2 separate regions of the Homo sapiens genome follow, and region 1 is linked to region 2. Evidence: chromatin contacts called from ENCODE Hi-C or POLR2A ChIA-PET data. All regions are on one chromosome and are shown on one strand. The core of a region is the stretch at or near the end of the contact, and the rest is flanking DNA. Distances in the headings are between cores, read along the strand shown. Region 1 has its middle 48 kb from the start of INTS6-AS1. Region 2 overlaps WDFY2 (WD repeat and FYVE domain containing 2).

The links. A loop is a pair of places that touch in the nucleus more often than their neighbours do. ChIA-PET counts read pairs that join two places held with the same protein, here RNA polymerase II (POLR2A). Pooled maps may share reads with other maps.
Region 1: a loop to region 2 is called in a pooled map, with 2.9 times the contacts of the local background. The contact joins two enhancer-like sites. A Hi-C loop is called at or near these places in 1 of 37 single-sample maps with no recorded cell type and 5 of 50 pooled maps. POLR2A ChIA-PET finds 5 or more read pairs at or near these places in 1 of 52 experiments (GM12878).

The regions. Positions count from the first base shown.
Region 1 is chr13:51,499,684-51,503,283 of GRCh38, forward strand. No RefSeq gene overlaps it. Among named protein-coding and RNA genes, the nearest start is that of INTS6-AS1, 48 kb to the left of the region's middle. RefSeq lists an enhancer at 2,817-2,966. Within about 2 kb of position 1,713, at least 3 of the 41 ENCODE cell types and tissues checked have a DNase peak (open chromatin) inside an H3K27ac peak, as active enhancers do.
Region 2 is chr13:51,612,614-51,616,278 of GRCh38, forward strand. All of the region lies in intron 1 of WDFY2 (WD repeat and FYVE domain containing 2), which reads left to right. Among named protein-coding and RNA genes, the nearest start is that of WDFY2, 30 kb to the left of the region's middle. RefSeq lists enhancers at 1,773-1,832, 1,863-1,952. Within about 2 kb of position 2,043, at least 16 of the 41 ENCODE cell types and tissues checked have a DNase peak (open chromatin) inside an H3K27ac peak, as active enhancers do.

The sequences.
Region 1 (3,600 bases), core at 463-2,962, 110 kb before region 2:
GCCACCTTGGAGGCTAGTTACCACCACCATGTGATGGCACTTTCAAATTAGGGTAATTTGTGAAATTTCTCATGCACACGTGAGTGGATGTGTATGAACAGTTTGTTTTCTTACAAAGGGACAATTTACAAAGATATGTGCAGGGATTAGGCAGACCACAAAGGGATCATGCAAGTTCCTAGAGCTCGAAGGAGAAAGAATTGTGGAGTGCAGGGCCACCTTGAGAGGAGTCATGCTGGGAGACACACACACAGCTATGTGCTGGAGCCACCTCATAGGACACATGAGAGCTGACTGCATCTTTTCCCAACTTGTATTCAATGATGTCACACTGGTAGCCTAAAATCGGTCATGGTGGGAATACGGTACCATGGTAATCAGCAAATACTGTAAACCAGAACTTTTTTTTTTTTTTTTGCAGAAAGCCAGTTAAACATTTACTAGCACACCACTAGGCATAGACAGACTGAAGCAACCTCTTAAGGTGGTAGCTAAGAGAACTCACACCCAGACCCTACTCTCTCAAGGCAGAGGGAGGACGAAACTCAACCAGGAAGCCAGAGAACACAGGAGCCACTCTACATGCTCTACACAAACCATCCCCTGGAAAAGATAGCAGGGTACAGACTAGAACCGCATAGTAAGGCTACCTATCATGAATGCACTCCTGCCTGGGTGACAGAATGGCTCTCCAGTGTCTTCTTCAAGCAAGTGTGTCGACAGTGATTCAAGTAACTGAAAGAGAAACCAACAAAGTATCATTTGTCGCAATATCTCAATTATTCTCTTTTAACCATCCTTATCACTCTTGATTTTCCACATCAGTGGGGGGAACTTTGGCAGACAATTGAAAATATCACGTTTTCCGGTCAGGTCAGTGAATGAGTTTTGCTTTGTTTTGGTTTTTATAAACAATGGAAACTGACCCTGGCTAAGTTAAGAGAGAAGAGAAAGATGTGGGACAGCTCCCAGAATGAAAAAACAACCTGAAGAGTGAGACTCAGAAAGAGCAGCCCTGGGGTAGAAAGTGGTTGATGATCTCTTCAGAGCATCATTGTTGAAATCCTGGTCCTTTTTTTTTTTTTTTTTTTTTTTTTTTTTACACAGTCCTTGACTTACCCTGCTCAAGATACACTAGTCTAGAATAAAATTTGATTGGCCAACTCTCTTGGCAAGAAGCAAGTTTCCTTAACTAGCAGTCCCACTGGGACTGCCACAGTGAGGAGCCATTAGTTCCCAACAAGCAACTCACAGTGCTCTTAGAAAGAGGAACAGGAGCTGGGAAGCCAAGGAGCAGCAAACGTCCTCAACAATCTGGGACACGACCTTGCTCCAAGGTCCCTCCTAAGTTGCAGGTGGAGGGGAGCAACATTCAGACCAGTAAACTGGAAGTAATTGAGAATTAGTTGTTCTTTTAAAATCTTCAGGCATAATGTCAATAATTCAGAATGCCATAGAATCTGACATTAGAAGAGTTAATGTTTAAAAATCAAAGGTATTAACTAAACATTGGAACTAAAATAAATAGGAAACTGGAAGAAAAGCTGAAATGTGCTCCTGTATAAAAGGAAAATCAAAGCCACTGTTGTGCCATATCTGATGACCACATAAGTATGTAAGCATTGTGAGTTTGTATGAGACTTTCTGGTACACATTGGTTGTAAATATGAGGTCAGAGAAAATTCTTGGCTTCGGCAGGACACAGTGGCTCAAGCCTAGGAGGCCAAGGTGGGCGGATCACATGAGGTCAGGAGTTCGAGACCAGCCCAGCCAACATGGTGAAACCCCGTCTCTACTAAAAAAACAAAAATTAGCCAGGCATGGTGGTGCATGCCTGTAATCCCAGCTACTCAGGAGGCTGAGGTATGAGAATCGCTTGAACCCGGGAGGCGGAGGTTGCAGTGAGTCGAGATTGCACCACTGCACTCCAGCCTGGGTGACAGAGTGAGGCTCTGAGAAAGAAGGAAAGGAAGGAAGGAAAGGAAGGAAGGAAGGAAGGAAGGAAGGAAGGAAGGAAGGAAGGAAGGAAGGAAGGAAGGAAGGAAGGAAATTCTTGGCCTTTAGGGCTGTGGGTCCCCCTGGTCTGCATTGTTCTGCTCTCTCCACTCCTCCAAGCCCTGCTGTCCTTCAAGACTCAGCCCACATGTTTTCCCTCTGAGTCTTCCTGGACCAAATCCAGCCCAATCCATGATTAGTGTTTGTCATCTATGCCTTGTACTTGGCACTTTTCAAATGTCCCCTTAGCTTGTTACACACATCTTAGGTATGAGTCCTGATCTTCATTTAAGGTTCAAGAATATTGGAGGCAGGATCTCTGTCTGACAATGATAAGTTGGCTGTTGGAGGTTTACTACAACTTTATAAAAACTTGATCTTTCTTTCTTTTTCTAGTTCCTCTTCTTCCTAACCTCAAAAATATGAACCTTCACAAACGCTTGCCCTTCTTCTCTCTTTTTTCTACCTCACAATGTTATGTGTTAAAGATTGATTAATGAGAGTATACATATGAAAGCCCAGGAAGGACTTAGGTGCAGATGTTTTAATTTTGTATGATGCCCTTCCCACTACAAGGTCCCCCAAGCACATGCACATCCCTGTAATGCTTACTAATATTGATAGTATTTGCCTCATGCTACATGTACTTTCTCAATGATCTCATCTACTTGGGTAGTTTCACTGTGATCTTTTAGGGGACAACTCCCCTTCTGCCTCCAGCTGACTCATCTCCCAGCCCCAGGCCTGTATTTCTGATCAGTTGTTCTGTATCCATCTCAGACTCAGCACATCCTGAATTGAACTTATCCTTCCATACAAGCCTAGTCCTTTTCTTCATGGAAGCACTGGATCTCAAGTCATAACTGTGCTAGATGTGAGTCATACTTGAAGTCTCAGAAACATTTCAGCTCCAGAATCCCCCTCTCACCCTCCCCTACCCAATATTGGTTGCCAAATCCTGGTTGAGCCTCCCAGTCTTCCTAACGTTCTATTTTTTCTGTATTCCCATGTCCGACCTTCATTAAATTTCAACTCCGCTCCCCCACAACCATAGATCCAAGCTTTTAGGCCTCCTGGTGTTACATGTCAACAAGCTATCCACAATTTGTAGCACCAACCAAGCTTTCTGGCCTCATCTCTTCTGTAATCCTCAAATCCAGTACCATCTCCTTATTTCACATTCCCAGAATACACCCTCCACCATCACACAATTAACTTGGCTGAAGCAATTTCCTTTGTCTTGAGTGGTCTTGCCACAAGGATCTTTATAATCCTGCATCCTCCAAGACACCTTAGAAATTTTACCAACTAAAATTAATTATTCCTTCTAATAGTAATAACTGCCCCTTATAGAGAACTGAATATGTGCCAGGGCCTTGACATACATCATCACATTTAATCCAGACCACAACCCAGCGAGTTAGTTATTATAGGTCCACAATCCCTTATCTAAAGCCATGAGGCCAGTTGTGCTTTCAAATTTAAAATGCCTTGTTTTTCAGAAGGGTAATACACTGGTATGTATCTCGGTTTCCCCACCTGTAAAATGGAGGATAAATACAAGCACAGTACGTCCCTTATGGGATTGTCGTGAAACAGGCAAGG
Region 2 (3,665 bases), core at 793-3,292:
AGGAAGTATTAAAATAATAACTAACCAATGCTTTGGACTAGTTGGGAATAGGGGATTTATGTCTGGCTTTGGCAGTTGTATAGTTCTTTGTTAATGTGGAAAGTTTATGGTTGACCATATACATTATGTTCTGTGCATTGTCCTTCTTTGTTGACTTTCTTCTCTGTTTTCTACTCTATTCTTTCTCCACCTTCCTCCCCCTTACAGGTAGAGGGTGCAGAGATTGTGATCAGTAGCATGTGGTATATTTCTTCTTATTACAGAGGCAAATCAGGACAGTGTTCAATGTGAGTAAGGGAGTTTATTCATAGTTGAAAAATTCAATTTAAAAATATCTGATGCCATGTGAAAGACACTTTGGTGGGGGAGGGTTAGGTGTTTTTGAAAAGAAAATTATTCTTGGTGGAGGCCGTGGTGGCTGATCATGAAGAAGCTGCAGCCATGTGCGGTGGTGCATGCCTGTAGTCCCAGCTACCCGGAAGGCTGAGGTGGGAGGATCACTTAAGCCCAGGAGTTTGAGGCTGTAGTGTGTGATCATCATGCCTGTGCATAGCCACTGCACTCCAGCCTGGGTGACATAATGAGACCCTGTCTCTAAAAAATAAAAAAAAAGAAGCTGCAAAGATGACAAAGCTCCAGTCTCCTGGAGCTTACAGCATATGCCCCCCATCTCCCCTTCTTTCCCAAGCTGAAATGACTGCCATCCTGGAGAGGACCTCTGTCGAGGGCTCAATCTGCTCCTCTTGCGGGGCTTTTGCTCATTCTTCGGTTCTGAGAGGCTGGCTAGCTAAAGTGAGGACTAAAACAGGACTACATTTTGAGATTGTTCTTTCCAGTAGTAGAGTGGTTAAATAGTTCCATCAGCTTGTGCATTTCCTTCCTTATCTAGTGAAATACTTTGAAGAACATGATTTTGGACAGTGGTGGGTCTTTCCCTGGGCACATTCTGTAATATTTTCTTAATTCTTCATTTCAAGCTACAAGTGAGCCCAAATTCTTGGGAATGGATTAATGACAAAAATACATACTCAGTCTTGTATAATTGTTAAGAATTCCTTCTTAGCTGTGATTTTTTTTTTCGTGGAAAAGTCTTAGATGCCTAAATTTTATGTCACAGCTAAAACAAGCCATGTGGTGTGCTGATAAGGGTAATTTAACACCAAGTTAGCACAGGTGACACCATATGTTGCTGATTACTGACTTCTCCTTAAGGGTGTTCTTGAATTTTGTACTTGAAGTGTTTAATGATTTGATTTCTCCTTTTAAAATTAAGTATGTCTGTGAATAAGGCCAGGCGTCCCATGTAATCATGCCTGTAATCCCAGCACTTTGGGAGGCTGAGGCGAGTGGATCATGAGGTCAGGAGTTTGAGACCAGCCTGGCTAACATAGTGAAACCCCGTTTCTACTAAAAATACAAAAAATTAGCTGGGCCTGGTGGTGGGCGCCTGTAATCCCAACTACTTGGGAGGCTGAGGCAGGAGAATCGCTTGAACCTGGGAGGCAGAGGTTGCAGTGAGCCAAGATCGTGCCACTGCACCCCAGCCTGGGCGACAGTGCGAGACTCGGTCTCCAAAAAAAAAAAAAAAAAAAAAAAAGTGTATCTGTGAATAGAGAACTTGCCTTTCAAACCAGCATAGCTGTTCTTCAAGGGATTATCTCAAGCTATGAAAATGAAAGGGTTGTTTTAAAATTTATATGAAGATGTTGAGTGAACCCTGATATATAGTTTAGATTCTAGATTTTGCTGCAACGAACAGAAAACCTGACTCATTCACAATGTCTTAAACAAGTAAACGGTTATTTTCCTTTTATACCAAGAAGTCCAGAGGTGGGCATTCTAGGGTTGGTCAGTGGCTCAGAGATGCTATCAGAGACCCATGGTGCTGCTGCCTTTCCATTCAGCCATCCTTAGTGATCTTGTCCCTTTGAAGCCTCACGATGGCTGCTCTCCAGTCAGCATTGCATCTGCTTTCCAGGCAGGAAGGAGGAGAAGGGCAGATGGCAAAAGGCACGTACCAGCTGTGCCTGTTCTCTTTCAAAGAGCTTCCTGGAAGCTCAGTTCAGTGACTTCCGCTTACATGTCATTAACCAAAACTGTGTCACATTGCCACCCGTAGCTGGAGACAAGGCTGGGAAATGTAGTTTTGGCCGGGCACGTTGTCACCCTGAACACAATTGGAATTCTGTTGGAAAATATTTTAAAAAGAATTATGTGTCTGTTGTCTCTAAACTAATGGGACTCAGGAGGAATGAAATAAATGAACATTTATTGAAAATCTACACTGGGTGTTTTGCTGGGTTCTTTGAGTGCCTTAGCACTCTGAGAGATCATATACACATTGATGTAAAAGAATAAAGTAAGCTCAGAGTGCACATAAAGAGGTAAAAACACGGGGTTAATTGTATCCTTTGTGGGTGTGTTCTCTCAATTGATTTATTAAGCTTGGAATTAGTTTAAAAACTATCTTGAAACCCAGAAATTATAATGGGAAATTGTGACTAATTTAACCATATTCATATGTTGAAAGCCAGCATTCATAAATGAAGAGTTAGAGAGGATATTTGCAACACAAGTTGAAAAGTCTTAGTATTCATAATAGATTAAAAGCCTCAAATAATATAAAAAAGCTAACCCTATTAAAAAATAAAAAATATGGACAGGTAGATATTTCTCCAAAGACAACATACAGATAGTAAAAAATAAAGTTGGAAACAAATAATTAAATCAGTGCAAATTAAAAAAAAAACACTGAAACATCATTTTTTGATTCCCAGATTGGTAAATATTTTTTAAAATAGATAATAAGGATCTAAGGAGAAAAGGCACTTTTCATATATTTTGATAGTACTGTTGATACCATCACTTTGAAGAACAGTTTGGCAGTACCTGTCGATGTGAAATATACACACCCTTTGATTGTTTAACAAAGGCCGTTTAAACAGGCCCACTTATTGGGACAAATTTTACTTCTTGGGATAAATCATGCATTGCAATTAAATAAAAATGTGGAATAAGCTGAAATGTCCATCAGTAGGGACATGGTTAAATAAATTATGTTATGACCATACAATACAATTATTAACTAGAAAGCTGTTAAGTAACGACTTTGCAAAGTAATATGTATACTCTTTTTGTGACACCATGTCTCTTTCTTTTAAAAAAAATCTATGTATGCATATAAAGGAATCAAGGTAAGAGATTTGGTTATTTTTTACTTTTTATACTTAGGGGTTTGAATTTTTTGCTAGGTGAATTATTCTGTGTGTGTGTTTTGCAAGGATGGATTTCTATTTTTTAACCAGTAATGACTTTTTAAAAAGCAGAATATTCGAAAATAAAAGAACAGGCCACATGTGGTGGTTTTTGCCTGTAATCCCAGCTCTTTGGGAGGCCCAGGCAGGAGGATCACTTGAGCCCAGAAGTTCGGGACCAGCCTAATCAACATAGTGAGACCTCATCTTTATAAAGACATTAGTCGAGCTCAGTAGTGCATGTTCCTAGTCCCAGCTACTGGGCGGACTGAGGTGGGGGGATTGCTTGAACCCAGGAGGTCGAGGCTGCAGTGAATTGTGATTGTATCACTGCGCTCCAGCCTGGGCAACAGAATAAGACCCTGTCTCAATGTGAATAAATAAGATACTGTATAAATTCATGATTCTCAT